Linked DNA regions of Homo sapiens: region 1 is linked to region 2. Evidence: chromatin loops called from intact Hi-C (ENCODE). Cell type or tissue: gastrocnemius medialis. All regions are shown on one strand. Links, peaks and the distances in the headings refer to the core of each region. The heading gives the core; the rest is flanking DNA. Region 1 has its middle 44 kb from the start of LINC03034. Region 2 has its middle 8.1 kb from the start of LINC02352.

Region 1 (10,178 bases), core at 1,346-9,345, 68 kb after region 2:
AGAAGAGTGAGCTGGGGAAAGAGAAAGAGAGTGAGCAGGGGAATGGAAGTAGTGTTCCCTAGAAGCTAGGGCCCCGAGCTCCTAGGGAAAAGGATTGGAATGACAGCAGCTCCCTCCATGTAGAAGCCAAGAGATCCCTGGGGTCCACAGGAAGCTGAAAAGGTGTAAACATGGAGGCCTCAGGCCCAGAATGGCTCAGGGAAACTGTCCTAGAAGGTCCTGAAGCATTGTGTGTTCCTCCCCACTGACCAGGGCCCCCAGGATGGCAGGAGTCTGTGCTTCAAGAAGGGTAAAGCGTGGGCTAAGGGAAAGTGATTCCAACTGGGGTGAGAGGGGAGGGCTTTGGGTGCAAGTCCAGGAGGGATAGGAAAGAGGAAGGGCCCAGGATACGGTGGCCTCTGGAAGAATCAGGGGAGTTTAATGCCTAGGGGGTTTAATGCCCAGACCTGGAAACATCTAATTGGCAAACAACTCTATAATCAGTTAACTTCTAGCCAGGAAAACAGAAACTATCCCAGGCATTTTAAGCAGAGGGTATTTAGTGCTGGAATCGATGACAAAGATGTTGTAAAAGCTGGAGGAGCAAATGGGCCAAGAGGGTGTTACACAGAGATCTGAGGCTGCTCCTGCTCTGCGCCTGTATTGAGCTTCTGCAGACACCAACTGTGTCCCAGAGAAGGGGCCACCCTGATGCCCAGCCTCTTATCCCCATTGCCTCTGTTACTAATGCTGCTGGGGCCACTCCCATTGTCACTGCAGGAGCAATCACCCCACTGCCACCATTGGAGCTACAGCCAGGAGCAAAGTGGCTTCCTCCTATCTCCCACCCGTCCACTTCCCATTGGCAGCACTTAACCAGAAACCAGTTGCAAGGGAGCCTGGGAAATGTAGTTTTCAGGCTTCTAGCCCCTTGACTACTAAGGAGAGCAGGGTGGGCAGGCATGGAGCTGAGGGCCAACAGAGTACTCTGGCACAGAAGCTGCCAACTTAACTCAATGGCTCTTATTTTTACTTTGAAATGCTCCCATCCTTCCAGCAGTACAAGCCATTTGTGGTTGCATCCCCCTGTGCACAGCAGAATTCACATAGTCAGAACCGGCCAGGGGGACTCTGGAAAGCACAAGTATGAGTCTAAGCGCTGCGACCTCGCAGGGACTTCTCCCATATCTGGGCCCCCACATGATGGTGGTGTGAAGCTCCAAGGTGGATATTGACTGAGTGACTCCTCTTGGGGCCGGGTTCCAATGTGGGGAGGCAGGAAGCAGTTTCTTTCTCCTCAGAAGACACTAAGACCAGTTAAGTCTTGGGAGTTGATGCAGCCAGATTTAAGAACCCAGAGGCCCTTGGGATAGCAGGCTGCAGATAAAATCGACTTACAACTTAGCCACGGCTGGAGCATGGTTCAGGCTGATGTTTACTGTAGTGATGTAGAGGCCAAACGTGACCTCAGAAAGCACCCAGCAGGCGGAGTTTGAGACATCCCCGTGGGCAGAGCTGGTGCTGAGGCTCAGGCTGTGGGGTCGTGGAAGGGATGCAGGAAAGAAGGTTCTAGACCAGGGCTTGACACTTCACTCTCTGGGGCCACATGGGCTGAGGCCTGGGCATGCATCCCTGGTGCTGATCTGCTCTGTGGATATTAAGGTGCCTACTGTGTGCTGGCTGTGGTCTCTGTCATGCCGGGAGGTGACGGTGTCTTCTCTGGAGCCCCTTGCCCTGGCTCTCTGCCCAGTGGTTCTGCCTCTGCCACGTGGAGGCCTTCAGCTCCCAACAGGGGTGGAGGACCTCAGCTGCCCATCTCTGCCTCCCCAGCCCCAGCCCAGTGTCTGGCAGTGAGTGATGAATGCAGGCATGCTGATCCCTGTTTGCAAAGCTTGGTCAGGAGGCCCAAGTGGAATCTGGGCCAGCCTGGTACAAAAGGACATGATGGACACCTCAGGGGATCCTAGGCCACCGGAAAGGCTCTGCGTGGCCCAAGGTTTCAGTCCCAGAGCCAGCCTTTTTGTCTTTGGCTTCGAAAACCTCAATCGTAAAATGGAGCTAATAAAAACACCAAGCCCAGATTGGAGGACGAAATGGCATATGGCCCTGGTGGGGACTCCACCGGGGGGGAGGCATGGCCCAAAAGGCTTGGGTTGCGTCAATGATTCCCATTCTGTTTGCAGGAGCCTGGCATGAGCAGAAGTTCTGAACCCACTGGGCTGTGCGGTGGAGGAGCAGGTGGGCTTTCCACACAGAGCCTGGCCAGCATGGAGCAGGGGGAAAGGGAGACTCACGCTTTTCATTCCAGGGGCTGCAGGTGACAGTTTGGCAGAGGCCAGGCAGGTCTGGCTGCCAGGCTGAGGAGTTTGGACTTGGAAATTTAAAGGCCCTTCAGGAAGCCTCTGCAGAAGACTGGTCTGTCATTGACAATTAAAAGAAAAAAATAGACCACAATGCAAGGCAAGGAGTGGCCTTTGGTAGAAGCCGGACAGGATCCAGGTGGGTGTGGCCGGGCTCAGGTGTGGGCGGGCCCAGATCCTGTGCATCCTGCTCCTGGGGCCTCCCACCTCCTTGCCCTTGACACCTGCCTCACCCTGGTAGTTTCCAAAGAAGCCCCAAGGCCCCCGCCGTGGCCCTGCCCCCACAGGTGGAGGAGCTCCAAGCCTCCTGTGGGAGATGGAGCTTAGCTTGGGCCAAGGAACCTGCACCCGTGGAGGATAGTGGGCAAGCTGCTCTGCCCTAAGCAGGATGGCTATTTTGGGTTCAGAACCAGGCTGGATGAATTGTGTCCTTCTGCCGGCAGCCCTGGGAGCTCCATCTGCTCCAGGGAACAGGTTGAGAGCTTCATCAGATGGTCCTTAAAATCCAGGCCCTCTGCGGAGGCCTGCCTGGGCCTGAGCCACTTCTGACCACGTCCTCCTGAGGAGAGAGGCCATTTATTTTACTGTCTCCGGTCTCTGAAGGGAAGGAGGAAGTAAAAGTTGAAAAACAACAGGAATGAAGTCAGTGGCAAGACCAGCCGGTGCCACTGGTGACCAGGCCTGAGGTTAAAAGATTAACGCCGCCCCCACTCTAACCAGATGTGCTCTCAATCTATCATGACCCTTTCACGTGGAACCCCTTAGATTTGTAAGCCCTTCTTGAGACGTGAGTCTGCCGAAGTTCCCGGCCAAATAAAGCCAAATCCTTCCTTAACCGGGTGTCTGAGGGCTTTTGTCTACGGCTCATCCTGCTACACTCTAGCTGGAATTGGAGACTGCAGCCCCTCTCCGACCTGGGCCACGACACGCAAACAGCGTCTCCTGCCTCCTGCACAGTGGCCAATACCAGGCCAAGAGCTTCACCTTTGTTACCCGGCTTCATCTTCACAAAACCCTGGGGGCAGTAGGTGTGATTTTACTCCCATCTTATAAATCTGGAAACTTCCATTTACAGAAGTGACCCGATCCTCTCAGAGGATGAGGCCAGCAGGCAGTGGAACAGGGATTTGGACATGAGTCGTATCCCCCAGATGCCATGCGGTTGACCAGGCTGCCATCCGGAGCTTCCGTGGGGCCAGGAACTGCCTCTCAGGCCTGACGGGATTCAAATATGCACCAATGCACTCCTCAGAGGAGAGGTGAGCGAAGGGGGACCCCATGACCCTGAAGCCTACAGTCTCAAAGGGAAAGAGGACCCTCCACCCACGTGTGGATTGGCAGGCCTGAGTGAGGCACTGTTCTCTGTTACAAGTGTTGCCCTCCCCCGCCACAGCCATGGGCTGCACTTCCGTCCTTTGGGCAGCCTCAAAGGCTCTGCAACTCTCCCTAAAGACACTAATTTCACCCCCAGGGCCATCCAGGCCAGGGGAGCCTCTTGACAGAAACCTTGCATGTATGCGGTGTCTCTCACCCAGGCATCTTCCTCCTTCTGCACAGAGCCCTGTTCTTAGGGCTGCTTAGGCACACAGGTGACCCGGATGTTCTCTCTTGGATGCGACCTACTGTGTGTCTTAAGTTTCTGGGGCACAGTCAAGAAAACAGCATGGGCCGGGCGCGGTGGCTCACGCGTAATCCCAGCACTTTGGGAGGCCGAGGCGGGCGGATCACAAGGTCAGGAGATCGAGACCATCCTGGCCAACATGGTGAAACTCCATCTCTACTAAAAAAAAAAAAATACAAAAAATTAGCCGGGCGTGGTGGCAGGCGCCTGTAGTCCCAGCTACTCAGGAGGCTGAGGCAGGAGAATGGCGTGAACCCAGGAGGCGGAGCTTGCAGTGAGCCGAGATCGTGCCACTGCACTCCAGCCTGGGCAACAGAGCAAGACTCTCTCAAAAAAAAAAAAGAAAAGAAAAGAAAAAAGAAGCATGGCTTAGCCTCCTAAACCTTTTGGACAAATAAACTTCGCACCAACACGTGAAAGGGCAACAGCTGATGTTGAGGAAACATGGCTCTATTTGTTCTCATAATCTTTATTCACAATCTCAGTAAGATCTCCTTTGAAAACAAACAACAGAATAGTGTCCTGGGTGCGCGGCACAGTCAAGGGTTGCGAGAGCCTGCAGTCCTCTACTTGCAGGGCAGCTGTTAAGGGCTTGGGAGCTGCCCTCATTCACCCCTGCTGGGTGTCCCTTGGTTCCTGGTGTCTGTGAGGCTCCAGCAGATCCTAACCCAGCCTTGAGCATGTGAGGCCCTTTCTGAGCACCCTCGTGGGCCAGAGGCAAAAGCACTGCTCCTTTCTTCAGGCAGGGCTCCAGCCAGGGGCCCCACAGGAAGGGGCATTTCCTGAGCTCCCAGAACAGCTGGAGAAGGGGATGATGCATCTGTTGGGGAAGGTGGAGGAGCCTGTCGGCCTCATTACTGTCACTTCTCAGAGACCATGAGGCCTAGGGGTGGTGATTGGCTGGATGTAGATGCAGGGAGAATGGACTTGTGCTTCTGCCCACTGGCCAGTTCACAGCGCCACAGGCTCCTTCCCTGCTCTCGGTTGGTTCCCAAAGGAAAAAGTGGAAGCATTTTTATTATCCTGCTATCTGGCTCTGGAATTCCCCTTTGGAAGGAGCAATGGCGGGATAAGTCCCCACGGTAGAAGGAGGATCCCAGAGGCCTGGTTGGAACCGACTGCTCTGCTGCCCTGAGCTGCTCACAGAGTAGAATGAAGGAGAGGATTGAGTACGGGGCAGGAGAGCCCACCTGTGTGTCTGAGGGTGTGCGGCCAGCCCATCCATAGCATTTGCTCCACTTGCGGTTAGCACATGAGGAACTGTAGAGGAGAGGGACAGTGGCTCATGCCTGGACACTTATAAGGCAGAAGACGCAAAGCTGGGCTGGCAGCAGAGGGGCTGGAGGAATGCAAGCCTCACGGTCAGCTGCAGTCTCCAGGCCATGCCCCGGTTGCCTGTCAGCTCTTGGGTACTTGGCACGGGCTCTGGGTGCTGCTGTGCAGGTTGAGTCCCACCCAGAGTCCTGCCCTTCATTCTACAGGAGAGGGGCCATTTCTGATTGGATCGCAGAGTGGCCACACGGGCTGTGGGAGCTCTGCCAGGCTATTGTGCACAATGCTCCATTACCCCAGCCTGTCTTGGAGACCCTCCAGCATCTGCCCAGTTGTTCCCTAAAGTGATCCCATCTCCTAGGCCTGGAACAGTGCCTGCCCTGCTCCCATGTCAGACACGAACCCCACCCCGCTCCGGGTTCCCTGTCCTCTGACATGCATGGTGACACTCTCCAGCACCCCTTCCTTTGCCAGGTTCCCCCAACCTGGGGCTGGCCTCCTGCCCCTGACTCTAGGGAGCAGGCCAGCTGGACGCGTCACCCCTCAGCTGGCTCCCACCGTGACCATGGCATGAGTGATTTTTATTTTATTTTTTGGACTTGCCAAAGAACCACCACATCATTGTGTGGTGAGCCTGGAGGACAAGCCATCTGCGGGTAGAACCCAATAGACATGAATCATCCATTCATAGAATGACCAGATGGTCTGGGCTCCCCTGGATAACGGTGTGTTGTTGTCCACCCAACAGGAATACAAATTGCTCCTGGTCCCCTTCTTATGGGAATGGAAAGGACGACAGTCCCAGATGGATGGGTTCATGCCACGCCCCTGAGCTTCATTCTTCTGCTCTACCCTAGACACTGCTTCTGATGCCTCAGCTGCAATGGGCAGTACTTGCTTCAGTTTGGATGGTCCACTGCCACTGATACCACGTATCTGGTTTTTGTAGAAACTAGGCTTGTAAATTAAATGGGGATATGACAGGGACCACCACCCCTGAACTACTGAACTTTTTGAGGGTGGCATTAATCTCTGCCACTTCCCCCCTGCCATGTGATACCATTTTTGATTTGCTATCCTGGCCAGGGGAGGGGAGACCCAGAGGCTTCCACTTGGCCCTCCTGCTCTGATGGCTCTTCCCCCACAGGTGAAGGAATCCATGTGGGTTCTGCTGACTGCTGGGAATCTCCATCCTAAGCATATGTGCAGGTGGTGGAGAGGTGACCCCTGACCACAGTGAGCCAGACTCGGGATCTGGTCCCTCATGCTCCTCCCCACCATGGGCCCATGGAGATACTGGGACCTCCACTCATCAATGTCAACTCAGATCCTGCGTCCAGCAGAGTCCCACACATTTCTGGATGTCTCCCTTTCCCCTGTGCATGGAAATGCAAGTCCATGGCTGAGGAGCCCCTTGGGGAAGGCCTGGAGGAGTCATTACTGCCCACACTTGCCAGGGTTTGCAGGTCAGTCTTCACAGATCTGGTATCTCCTTCAGTCTGGGTTCTGGGTCTGAGGACTGGCTTGGGGCCAGAAACCAGCCAAAGGATTGTGATTTGGGGGTGGGAGGTGGCTGCCCTCAGCCTCCTGGTCGTCCATCCTGGGTACTGTTTATCGCACAATTAAGCCATGCCCTTGTTAACTGCCTACCCAGCTTGCCTCTGTGGACTCTGGGTTTGAGGAACCACCTCTGCGGCTCTCTGCACAATGGGCCCCAGATGCTACTTGGAGTGGCCATCTGCTGAGATAATTGCATCCACCTCGCTTCTGAAGGTTAAGCAGCACCATCTGTTCTCTATGCCATCGAGACTTTGTCATCATCCCTGTTGCTATTAAGGTCCTCTAGAAACCTCTACTGTCAGCCCTGACCCTCAGAGGACAGCACCACTGACTTCTCAACCACGTGCCACCCCCTCACCAGTGCTCTTTGTCACTTTGGTGTATGGGGGTCCATCAGACCTCCTGGGTTTTCCAGCCTTACTCAGAGCCTTTGGTCCTGAGCTGTCCCCTCCCAGGCATTCCAAGAATCACTCTAGCACATGGTAACACCATCTCCTGGGGTCCTGGCTGGGTTGTGACATTGCACATCAGGGGTCTCCTGGGGTGCAGGCCAGGCCGTGAAGTTCCGCATCAGAGATCTCCTGGGGTCCTGGCTGGCTGTGAAATTCTGCCTCAGGGTGGGTGTGCCCACACTGACAGGCTCTCCCTCATCCTGTGCTCCGGCATCCTCAGGCCCAGGCCCAGGCACACTCTACTGGTCTTCCTGGTCCAGCCTGGGCCTGCAGCTTCTTTGGCATCAAAGCCTTCCCTGTCCATGACCCAACTTGGATGAACCTTGAGGACATTACTTTGAGTGAGATAAGCCAGTAGCAAAAGGACAAATCTTGTATGAATCCACTTACATAAGGAACCCAGAGTAGCCAAATCCACAGAGACAGAGAATAGAATGGTGGCTGCCAGGACTAGGGGGGAGGGGGCAGTGAGGACTTAGTGATGAATGGGGAAGAGTTTCAGTTTGGGAAGATGAAAATGTTCTGGAGATGGATGTGGTGACGGTTGCCAGTGTACTTACTGCCAGGGAGCTCTACACCCAGAAATAACAACTTTTATGTTACATGTATTTCACTCCAATTCTTTTAAAAATCAAAACCAGGCTTCTACTCCCTTAGCAGGTCCAGTCCTCTCCAGTCGGGCTGCATTGGGGTTTGACCCTTCCCATCAGTCTGGCTGCCTGGAGGGATGGTGGAGGTGCGTCTGAAGGAAGCACTGTCTTGTCAGACACCACCAGCTTGAGGCCATTATGCAGTCTTCAAGCTGGCTGGGGGAAGGGACACTATTGCCTAAGGGGGAGTGGTCACTTCCACAGGCCTTGCATGTACATAGGAATCCGAAGCTCTAGGTCCTCACTTGCACCTCCCCAGACTCCCCGTCCCAGATCTCAGGGTCCCTTCCCTTCCCTACCGAGGTCCTGACCTAGCTTGGGACACCCCTGGAGGCTGAGAGCTCCACTACACCTAGCAGTAACTTTGCGCCATGTCCTTGGTGTGATCCACCTCTCACTTCCATCCCCCAAATTCCCCAAATGCCGGAGATCAGGGAGGACTTCTGACTTTCCCATTTTGATTTCATTGGTTGTCATTCTCCATCATCTTCTGAGTGGTGCTCAGAGCAGCCCCGTCCTCCGGCTCCAGGTCCCTTACCCACTAGGATGTTGCGTCAGCTGGTCGGACCCCTTCCCCTGGCTAGAGTCCCCCTGGTTCACCACCCATGCTCCATACAGTGAGGAGGGCAGGACGGGGTACAGAGAGAGACAGGCTCACGATGCCCTCGCACCCTGAAGGGGCTGGGCCTCTGCACCAGCAACATTGGCGGGTCATTGTCCCACTGGTGGCAGCATTGTCTCAGGAGGGACCTTCCCTGAGGCAGAGGACAATTACTGGGGAGGAACAGGCTGTGAACCAGTCTCTGTCCAGTGGGTGGGGTGGGCATGAGGGCTGTGAGGAAGGTGTGGGGCGGAGCGCCTGGTGTCCACTCCCACCCTGCATTCAGCAGCCCTCGCTGTCTCCCCTCTGCTCTGCACTGTGGCTGCCTTGGGCCGCCTGGGGCTAAGGTTTGTCCCAAACCTCCAGTCCTGCAACGGTGCCCCATCCCTGGCATGGTCCCCACTCCACCCTGCCCCAGCAGGAGGCCAGTTTGTCCTGGATGGGAAGAAGGCCTCACGGGCAGGGGAGGCTCCCACGCATGCCACCCCTTCGGCCGTGCCCTGGGGTTCCGCTCTTGGGATTCTTAATGAGTTTATCCTTGAATGTGTGTTTTGTAAGTGAAGTCAATGGGGCAATGGAGCATCCACCAAGGCTCCTTTCCCTGCTTCCTTCACACCCCCTGTTAGGTGTTCTGGGCTGCCACCTGCCCTGCCACAGGCCCCGGCTGTCCTGCACAGACACTCCACGGATGAGACAGAGCCCTGGGCACCTGGGAGGTCTGCACATGCCCCACAGGGATCCCTGAGCCCAGGGCTGATTTTAAATAGCAGAGAAAAACACCCTTCCTGCTTTCTGAACAACGGCCCACACTTTCATTTGCTGCCTGCCCTGCTCTCAGAGTGTCTTCTCAATGGACAAACCAGAAGGGCCTGCAAGCTGCTGACTGTGGCCCACACAGCCCACACACTGGTCCCCAAATCTCACCTTCTTCCCCATCTTCTCTTCATGAGGAAGAGGCTCAGCCCCTTTCTCCCTGCCCAAACCTAGAAACACACTCCAAGGCCGAGTCCTATTAACTTGGGGAGGGTGGGAGTGTTAAACTTGAGCTCACCAAAGATTTCTGTGATTTTCCGAGATTGCATATATGACTGATTTGGGAAAACTTGCAGGGAACACAAGCCACATCCTGCCCGTAGGCCCGGCTTCTGTAGCGCCTATGGTGACCAGGTTGGCACTGACACCGCTGTGCCGCTGCTCTGTCCTGGCCCAGACATGCTGTCATGGCCTTGGGTGCCAAGTTAAATGAGGTCTGTCACCTGTCCCCTGCTCATGGAGCTGAGTATGTTTGAAGTTCATTTACTGTGTATTTTCCCCTCGGGGTGTGACAAATGAGCCCTACCCCCAGACAACAGTGCCAGAAATCCAAACAGGGTTGGGCTCTATCCCATCTGCCTGGGGCTCAGGGAGTCCCTCTGCTGTCCCCAACACCCACTCCTCATATCCCACCCCCCAGCACATGGAGCTGGAGCTGGGAACTCGCAGGCCCCTGGGGACCCATCTGCGCTGTTTGTTTGGGTGAGAGCTCTGTATTGACAGCAGCTCTCCTGGCAGCCCTCGGCAGAGAGAAGGCTGTGCCAAGTGGGTATCAAGCAACGGTCGGGCACACGCTCCAGATGACACATGCGGGGGTGGGGGCGCAGCCCTCTCCTACCCTGGGGGAGCCACCTCCCGATAATCCCTCCC
Region 2 (9,763 bases), core at 1-8,000:
GTCAAGACAGTGAACAGCCGCCGGGCCTCCTTTTCAACAAACCAGCCAGCGCTGTGATGAACTCCGCCCCACGTGCACCTGGGCAAGGCTCTGTCACGAGGTTCTCTCCATCACTGTGTGGCTAGGCAGGACAGAAGGAGGGAGAGAAAGCAGCCATGCCTGGGTTCTCCCAAACCTTTGACATGCCCGGGTTCTCCCCAGCCTTTGATGTGGCAGAAAACAGCTCTCTGTAAGGCAGACAGCTGCACAGACAGAAAGCCCTGCTATTTGTCAGGGGCTGCCATAGACTGAGGCTGCACACTGAGAACCCTGTGTTCTGAATGCTGGCGCAGGCCTTAGGGGGATGCAACCCCACCTTCCTCTGGCTCGGGACCCCAAAATATGGGCTGGGCATGGGTGAGAGAAAGGATACTCTTTCATTGCCCACCTCCACCCCTGTTCCCCACGAAACAGATGGAAGATCAGCAGACTCGAGGGATCTGCTGGGCAATGAGCTTTTCTGCCTCAGTGGGTTTTCGCTGGAGTCTGGGGAATGGAGCATCCCTTGCAGGGATGGAGAGGACTCAGATTCAGGAAGCAGGGACATGGAAATGGCCCTATGGTGCCATTCAAACCGAGGCAAAGGCCAAGGGGGATGTAGGCTTCCCTGCCTATTGTCTCAGCGTCACCCTAACACAGCGGAGAGGGCACTCACTGTTTGTCTCCAGAAAACCAGACCCCTGTGAGGTCAAGTGGCCCATCCAAGGTCAGTGCCCTGCTTGCTTACTCGTGATCCTCTCTGTACTAGTCAGGGTTCTCCAGAGAGACAGGGCTAATGGAATATAGATATATAGACGTAGATCTGTAGAAAAAAGAGACAGAATGTATTAGGGGAATTGGCTCACACAATTATGGAGGCTAAGAAGTCCCATGACAGACCATCGACATGCTGGAGACCCTGGGACGCTAGTGGCGTGGCTCAGTGCAAATCTGAAGACCTAAGAACCTTGGTGGGCTGCTGGTGTAAGTCCTGGAGTCCTACGTCAGGAAAGCCTTGAGTTTTTATGTCCAAGGGCAGGAGAACAGTGTATTCCAGCTCTAGGAGAGACAGCAACCAATTTATCTTTTCTGTTTGTTCTATTCGGGCCTTCATCCAATTGGATGGCACCCACACACATCGAGGGCAGATCTTCCCCCCCTCGTCCACTCAAACTCATGCCAATCTCCTCTGCAAACACCCTCACAGGCATGCCCCAAAATAATGCTTAACCAGTTCTCTAGGTATTCTTTAATCCAGCCAAATGGACACCTGACGTTAACCATCACACGGTGTCGTCTATGTCAAGTTCACTAAGGAGGATAAATCATCCTACAGTATGCATCAGAAAGGTGTTTGGGGAAAACCGGACTTGTTGGAAGGAACTGTGGGCTCATCCAAGGGTTTGCCAGTGTAGCAAGTGAGTTGTGCTCTTCACGCTGGGTTGTTGGCACTCGCTGGTCTCCCTCCCACTGCTGCTAACCTGGGATCCTCCAACCCTTGATGACGATGCCACTCAGGGGTCTGCTGGGCCACTCTCCCTGTGATATTCACAAGTGGGGACTTGAACCCCTGACTGGTGATTTGTGGGGGGCTTGCCGCTGTAGGATCCTCTTTCCACCCCTCTGAGTGGACGAGAAGGAGCAGGACAGGGAGCTGGCATTGTGTCCCTGGTGGCTCCTTCCAGGTGGGCAGCGGGGAAGGGCTGCCCAGCCAGTCAGGGCAAGTGGGAGCTCAGGGCTGGGTTGATGGCCAAGGCTGTGAGGCTCAGAGCAGATGCCTTGAGCCTTCCTGCATGAGCCCTTGGGCCAGATGGAGTAGGTAAGCAAGGATCTCAGTCACACAAGGTAGTGTCCACCATGACTTCTGCCTCCTGTCAGCCACCCTCCCTCCAAGCCAGGTCTGCTGCTGGTAATCAAAAGAAGTAGGGTTTGTCAGAATTTCTGTTTGTGGGGCATAAACTTGTAGCACTACCACAGCAAAAGCATTTGTGTGTGCAGTTGTGTTCTTCATACATTTCATCTTATCACATTATGTTTTAGTGTCTCAGATACATCTGGTCCTGATGTCTGATGGCTCCAGTTAAAAGCATGCAAAACTGCCACCAAAGCAGTGAAATGCAGATAACAGTGACAAACGGATTAAGAGGCATTATCACTTCAAAGTGTGTTTAATTAAGATGAATCTCTGTACAAGAAAACCTGAAAATGCCTGGAAACCTTACAGCTCATATAGAGAAAAAAACATATTAGAAAAGGTCCCAGCCAGGTGCAGTGGCTCACACCTGTAATCCCAGCACTTAGGGAGGCCGAGGAGGGCGGATCACAAGGTCAGGAGATTGAGACCATCCGGGCTAACACGGTGAAACCCCGTCTCTACTAAAAATACAAAAAATTAGCTGGGCGTGGTGGCAGGCACCTGTAGTCCCAGCTACTTGGGAGGCTGAGGCAGGAGAATGGCGTAAACCCAGAAGGTGGAGCTTGCAGTGAGCTGAGATAGTGCCACTGCACTCCAGCCTGGGTGACAGAGTGAGACTCTGTCTCAAAAAAGAAAAGAAAAGGTCCCAAATTTGAGTCTTAAAAATGTACATGATATTACTAATAATGGATTGTGAAGCTGAAAGTTTTCTAAACTTTTAATTAAATTTATTATTTTGATGCTAGACTATCAATTGAACTACGTCCTGGAGGCTGTCACTTGTTTTTGTAAATACAGTTTTGTTGGAACACAGCCATGCTCATTCATTTACAAATTGTCTATGGCCACTTTCCTGCTACAATGGCGGATATGGGTACTTAATACATAGGCTTGGTCCCCAAAGCCTGAAATATTTGCTTTGGTCCTTTACAGAAGAAGCTTCTGGCCCCCTGTGCCAGATAAAAGATTAAATTACCCTTTTATGTGTTGTATAGGAAATATGACCAAAAAAACCTGCCATATAAAGGATGACTAAAGAATTTGTAGCCAAAAATGTAGGAAAACACGTATTATATAATTATGTCAGGCAGTTAGCTATAAAAAGATGTTATGTTATATTTCTGTACTTTATGATGTTTGTGATGGTTTTCAGCTCTTTAAAATTTGTAAGGTTTATTATTTTCTCATTCTAAATATTTGCTTTTATACCTAATTTTTTATTTTCCAAATTTTTAATTCTTAAAGGAGTCTTATGACTGTATAATCTCCAGACCTCACAAAACTTGGATCCACACCTAGCCATTAAGAACTAATATACTACATTTGCATTTTAGAGAATAATTCCTATACTGCATGCAAGAAATTGGTGTATCTCAATTTAACTTGCTTGCAAAGACTTCAGAGTCTTATTGCACAAACAACAGTATCTAAGAGAATAAAAGTCAGCGAAGCCTTAAAGGAGCTGATCAAGTGACAGTATGATGACAATAAAATCACAACAGGGTGTGGCTGCTCACACCAAAGCAAGGGGGTCCGTGGGACTGTCAAAACTGCCCTAGTTTCTATTATAAAAAGCCCCCTCCCTTTGCCAATTACAAAATGAGCAGCCTGCCCTGCCCTCTCTCATTCCCGTTGCAATGGGCATGGCAATGCCAAGGGGGCATCCTCGCTTCACATTTGTGCAGGGCAAGAACCAAATTCCTTGATTCTTGGAGCTCCAGAACTCCAAACAGTGAGGGGCCTATAAGGTACCCCCAGCATGGTCCCTTCCCGTGGACCTCAAAGGAAGAGCGTGATCCTCTCTGACAGGATGCCACTGACTGCAAGCCACAGAATGTCTGGTCATCAGTGGTATCTGTGATAATGACTCTGAGGGACGCCCCTTTGCCAAGGCTCAGGAATGCTCCCACGGGCTGCCGGGCCTATTCAGCATGTCTGGGGTTTGGGGTTTCTCCCTCATAAATCACGGAGGGCTGCTCCCACCCCCAGCACTTCACACCGCACAGGGCCCCAGCAGGAGGGAAAGTGTGCTTTTTCCTCACCACCTGGAAAAGCTCTCACTGTAACACTCCCCTTCCTGCTCACTGCATCACATGCCCACCCTGAGCCAGTCACAGGAAAGCCCAACACCAAGCCAATCCCGATTCCCCGGGCGTCCTGGGCACACATCATTAAAGAAAAAGGCAATGGTGTGGAAACAGGTAACCCTCAGTGTCATGTTTCGTAGGCTCCAGGTACAAACCATTCCCATGGAAAGACTAAGCCTCTACAAAGGATTTGGCCCAGTCAGCGTAACCCTGGGGAATCTTGAAAATATCTCAAGCTGGTCCATAGGACACGGAGGTCACTGCCCCAGCTCTGGGTGGGTTTCTGAGTGTGGACCTGGATGGCTCCCAAGGCTCTTTGGGGATGCTCAGATAGTATCTCCAGCAGCACCTGCAAGTCAGCAGAAGATGAGGGAGCTTCCGGAAGCATATAGACCTAGATGCTAAGATCAAACCCCAGACCACAGAGAACCTACCACAGCAGAGAGTGGCACTGTTTAGATCTTCTGACTTCCACTGTCACCTGCCTTAGAGACAGGTGAATGCCAGGAGAGGTTAGCTGCTGATGCCTGAGAAATCTATCAAAGGAAAAGGTGGGCTTGTCCCAGGAAGCCTAGGGCATGATTCTCTAAACAGCAGGCAGAATTACAGAATCTTGGTGCCAAAGGAACCTTCAGAATTAACTAATCCAGGGTTTGTCAAGTTTTTTTGATGACGAACAAATAGATTGCACTATGCTATGGTTCGAATGTCTCCTCCAAAACTCATGTTGAAATTTCATTGCCATTGTAACAGTATTAAGAAGTGGGACCATTGAGGGGTGATTAGGTCATGAGGACTTTGCTCTTATAAATGGATTAAATGCCACAGAAAGGAGGAGTTCAGTCCTTGCTCTCATTCTGGCTCTTTCTTTGCCCTTCCTCTAGGGGGTGATGCAGCAAGAAGGCCCTCACCAGATGTCAGTCCTTTGATCTTGGACTTCCCAGCCTCCAGAATCATGAGCCAATAAATTTTTGTTCATTACAAATTACCCCACCAGGCTGGGTGCAGTGGCTCATGCCTGTAATCCCAGCACTTCTGGAGGCTGAGGCAGGCAGATTACCTGAGGTCAGGAGTTTGAGACCAGCCTGACCAACATGGTGAAACCCTGTCTCTACTAAAAATACAAAATTAGCTGGGCCTGGTGGCAGATGCCTGTTGTCCCAGCTACTCAGGAGGCTGAGGCAGGAGAAGTGCTTGAACCTCCAGGAGGCGGAGGTTGCAGTTAACTGAGATTGCACCATTGCATTCCAACCTGGGCAACAGAGCGAGACTCTGTCTCAATGAATAAATAAATAAGTAACCCCACCTGTGATATTATTATGTTATAGCAGCACAAAACACATCAAGATGCACTGTAAAAGAGTACATACACCGGGCATGGTGGCTCACGCCTATAATCCCAGCACTTTGGGAGGCCGAGGCAGGTGGATCATCTAAGGTCAGGAGTTTGAGACCAGCCTGACCAACATGGTGAAACCCCATCTCTACTAAAAATACAAAATTAGCTGGGCCTGGTGGCTCATGCCTGTAATCCCAGCTACTCAGGAGGCTGAGGCAGGAGAATCGCTTGAACCCAGGAGGCAGAGGTTGCAGTGAGCCAAGATCACGCCACTGCACTCCAGCCTGGGCGACAGAGCAAAACTCTGTTAAAAAAAAAAAAAAAGTACATACACAGGTATATAAAACTAAACAATGGTTACACACAAACAATACTTACTCTTTTATTCTATTTCATTTACACTTTAAGCACCATTAAAACAATTTCAAACCCATGGTGGGTAGCAACGCACAATGTGGACACTCCTCTTCCCACCCTGGTGATCCCCACAACAGACCACTGGATGTCCGTAAGAAAGAAGTGCTCCTGATGCCTAAGGAAGTGCTCTTGCAATGCAGTTTCAAGTGAGAAAAGGAGGGTACAGAAAAGGGGAGTAGGGAAGCGTGGGGGCCTGGGATAGAAGCCAGGTTCCTCTGATCACACTTTGTCTTATAGATTGGACTTTGAAATCATGTAAATGTTTTACATAACTATAAAACAAAATTAAGCCAAAAGGAAAAAGAAAGCAATTTCAAGGTCAAAAGTAACATGACAGACATAAAGGTATGAATCTACTTGGTAGCTTAACCCACGGAGAAAAATGGTTTCCAGGGCCCTTTAACACAAGGCTTTGTGTAATTGGGTGCTTCATCCCTAGTGAGATGTATCCTAAGGGCAAAAAGAACTGCAAAGACCAAAAAATCTTAAACTGTCTTTAGTAATCACATTGTTGGTACTAATTTTCATATTATTGTCCTGAAATTATTATTCTGTTAGTTCTGAAGCTGTAATTCTCCAAGACATAGAAACAATGACTAATTTAGTCACAAATAACTCTCCTCAACCCTCCAACCCCACCCAGTGCCCAGACTGTGGTCTCTAAATTGCATTTTCCACTGAAAGAAGCCATGCTCTCAGAGAAATGCCTAACTAACTCCCAGTGCAGGGCAAGAAATGGACAACGTGAGCCTTGGAAAGACTCCTTAGAGTGAGTAAAAAGGACTCAAGAGCCAGCTTGAAGAGCCTCATTGGCCAAAGATGGGAGAGTTTGAACATTAAAAAGAATAAAACCTGAAGTATTCAGAAACATTTCAAATGTGAAAACAAAAGAAAACCAAAACCAAATATGGCTTCATCATAATGCTCAAACGAAACAAAAGGAAGCAATCTTAATTGATCACTTTTGGAGAATGCTGGAAAGTCAAAATATTTTCTGAAAACTGGTATATAACGGGGAAGAATGGGGACTTTTCTTGCCTTTTGTATATAAACAGTACCCCAGGAGAGCCAAACTGTGGATGAGCTAATCCATGCAGAGGAATGATAGAATTAGAAAATTCCACATTGAATTCCCCACTGGAATATCGGATGAAGGTCATGATTATCAAGGGCTAAAACCCCTCAACAAAAAGCTGATGGGTCGGCCGGGCGCGGTGGCTCAAGCCTGTAATCCCAGCACTTTGGGAGGCTGAGGCGGGTGGATCACCTGAGGTCAGGAGTTCAAGACCAGCCTGACCAACATGATGAAACCCCATCTCTACTAAAAATACAAAAATTAGCTGGGTATGGTGGCAGGTGCCTGTAATCCCAGCTACTTGGGAGGCTGAGGCAGGAGAATCACATGAATCTGGAGGCGGAGGTTGCAGTGAGCCAAAATCATGCGATTGCATTCCAGCCTGGGTGACACAGTGAGATTCCATCTCAAAAAAAAAAAAAAAAAAAAAAAAAAAAAGCTGATGGGTCAGGCTGAAAACACCCGAACCCTATAGTATATCCTACCATCACTAAAAGAGATACAACCAGACATTATGTGTGTGCTGGTGGAAATGCCTAACATCATCTATGAAACATTTCCAAAAACCTACACTGAAATCTGATGGGTCCTCCACATCTAATCCCCTAAATATATCAGGAAATGCAGAGATGGAAGAACATGTTAAACAGAAACGGGGGTGCAAACAACATAATCCAGAATGTGAGACATTCTTCAGGAAAAACAACCTAGGTTCTTCAATAAAGTACCATAACATTCAAAAGAGAGAGAGGCCCGGGTGAGGTGGTTCACGCCTGTAATCCCAGCACTTTGGGAGGCTGAGGTAGGCAGATCACCTGAGGTCAGGAGTTCAAGACCAGCCTAGCCAACATGACAAAACCCTGTCTCTAATAAAAAAAATAAAAATTAGCCTGACATAGTGGTGCATGCCTGTAGTTCCAGCTACTCAGGAGGCTGAGGCTAGAGCACTGCTTGAATCCAGGAGGTGGAGGTTGCAATGAGCTTAAATCTCACCACTGCACTCCAGCCTGGGCAACAGAGTGAGACCCTGTCTCAAAAACAATAAAATAAAATAATAGAGAGAGAGAACAGAGGATCTGTAGATTTAAAGAGACTTAAGGGACATATCCAAATGCAGTGTGTAGGTTTATTTGAACCCTGATTCAAACAACTATAAAAAATAACAAAACAGAAACATTTATGTGTCAATTAGGGAAATGTAAACACCAAGTGGATATTGTCAATATTTAAAGATTTATGGTTAATTTAGTATGCTGTGATAATGGAATTGTGGTTATGTTTTTAAAAAGGGTGTATGGGAGGGAGTTTTTATATTTTAGAAGCATATTCTCTTGATACATTGCTACAGTAATGGCCCCCAGTGGATTACTCCTCATTTCTATGCCCTTATGATTCTCCTTCCCACATTAATGCTGGGCTTGGTTATGTGACTTGTTTTGGCTAATAGGATATTAGCAAACATGATGCAGGCAGAGACTTGAAAAGTGCTTGCACATTTGGGCTTGCCCTCTCTCGGAAAGCTGCCACCATGAAAGCTTGCCGAAGCTAGCCTGCTGGAGAGGCCACTTGGAGAACTGAGGCACCTTAGCTAACTACCCAAACATGTGAGTGAGGCCATCAAAGACTGTCCAGCTCCAACCAAGTCACCAGCTGACTGCATCCAAATGGCAGAGCCCAGACAAAACCAACAGAAGAACCATCCTGCTGATCCCAGCCCAAATTGTTGACCCACAGAATTACGATCCAATAAATGATTGCTATTTCAAGCCACTAGACAAAGCCACTAGATAAGAAATGTAATTCTGTAATATGTACAAATGAAACTACAGATGTCTGGGGATTTGCTTAAAATAAAGCCAGGGGTAAAGTGAGTGGAAATACACACACACGAAACAAGATTGATTATTTGCTGATAATTGTTGAAGCTGGTGAGGAGTATGGGAGGGCTAATTTTACAACTCTCTCTGCCTTTGGTTTTGTTTGAGAGGGAAAATTTCCATAATGAAAAGATAAAACAGGCTGGGTGTGGTAGCTCATGCCTGTAATCCCAACACTTCAGGAGGCCAAGGCAGGCAGATCACTTGAGGCCAGGAATTCGACACCAGCCTGGCCAACATGGCAAATCCCTGTGTCTACTAAAAATACAAAAAATTAGCCAGGCATGGTGGTTCACGCCTGTAGTACCAGCTACTTGAGTGGCTGAGGTGGGAGGATCGCTTGAGCCCTGGAGGTTGAGGCTGCAGTGAGCCGTGATCACGCTGCTGTACTCCAGCCTGGGTGACAGAGCAAGATCTTGTAGAAAGAAAGAAAGAGAGAAAGAGAGAGAGAAAGGAGAGAAGGAGAGAGAAAAAGAGAGAGAAAGGGAGGGAGGGAGGGAAGACAGGGAGGGAGGGAGGAAGGAAGGAAGGAGAAGGAAAGAAAGAAAAGAAAGAAAGAGAGAAAAAGAAAGAAGAGAAAGAAAGGAAGAAATAAAGAGAAAGAAAGGAAGGAAGGGAGGGAGAGAAGGGGAGAGAGGAAGGGAAGAGGAATTACTCTTCTGCCCACTGACAGATAAAGCAATCGAAACCCAAAGAAGGAAAGTGAGTCCTGTGATGTAACACAGCCAAGTCACAGCAGAGTTCATTGCTGAACTAGAGCTTCCCCGCTGGCTCCTGGGCCAAGCCCTTTCTATTCCCCCCCATGCTCATAGGCAGGGAAGTTGGAAAAAAGAAGCAATACGAGTAGGAATAATTTCTTCTGTTGCTTGAGAAAAGCCTGGTAGCAGCCCTAAGACATTAGAATATGATGAGACCGTTCATGACAAATGATGATCATTTGTGGGATATACTGTTTATGTAGTGTTTAGGGAAGAAATATTTGTTCTGCCATGTATGTGCATTACATTACATAAAAGGACAGGCAGGGAATCCCTC

Evidence for each region. A loop is a pair of places that touch in the nucleus more often than their neighbours do. Peaks named below come from ENCODE experiments on the same cell type or tissue, not always from the same donor. Only the 100,000 strongest peaks of a DNase experiment are listed, where the experiment ranks them.
Region 1: it touches region 2 in a loop (2.6-fold over the local background); 26 of 110 quality-filtered maps call a loop at or near these places.

The regions. Positions count from the first base shown.
Region 1 is chr15:31,270,149-31,280,326 of GRCh38, forward strand. No RefSeq gene overlaps it. Among named protein-coding and RNA genes, the nearest start is that of LINC03034, 44 kb to the left of the region's middle. RefSeq lists enhancers at 8,347-8,847, 8,848-9,348. In gastrocnemius medialis, for the core only: no CTCF peak of the experiment used is centred there; a DNase peak (open chromatin) is centred at 5,523.
Region 2 is chr15:31,203,004-31,212,766 of GRCh38, forward strand. No RefSeq gene overlaps it. Among named protein-coding and RNA genes, the nearest start is that of LINC02352, 8.1 kb to the right of the region's middle. In gastrocnemius medialis, for the core only: no CTCF peak of the experiment used is centred there; no DNase peak of the experiment used is centred there.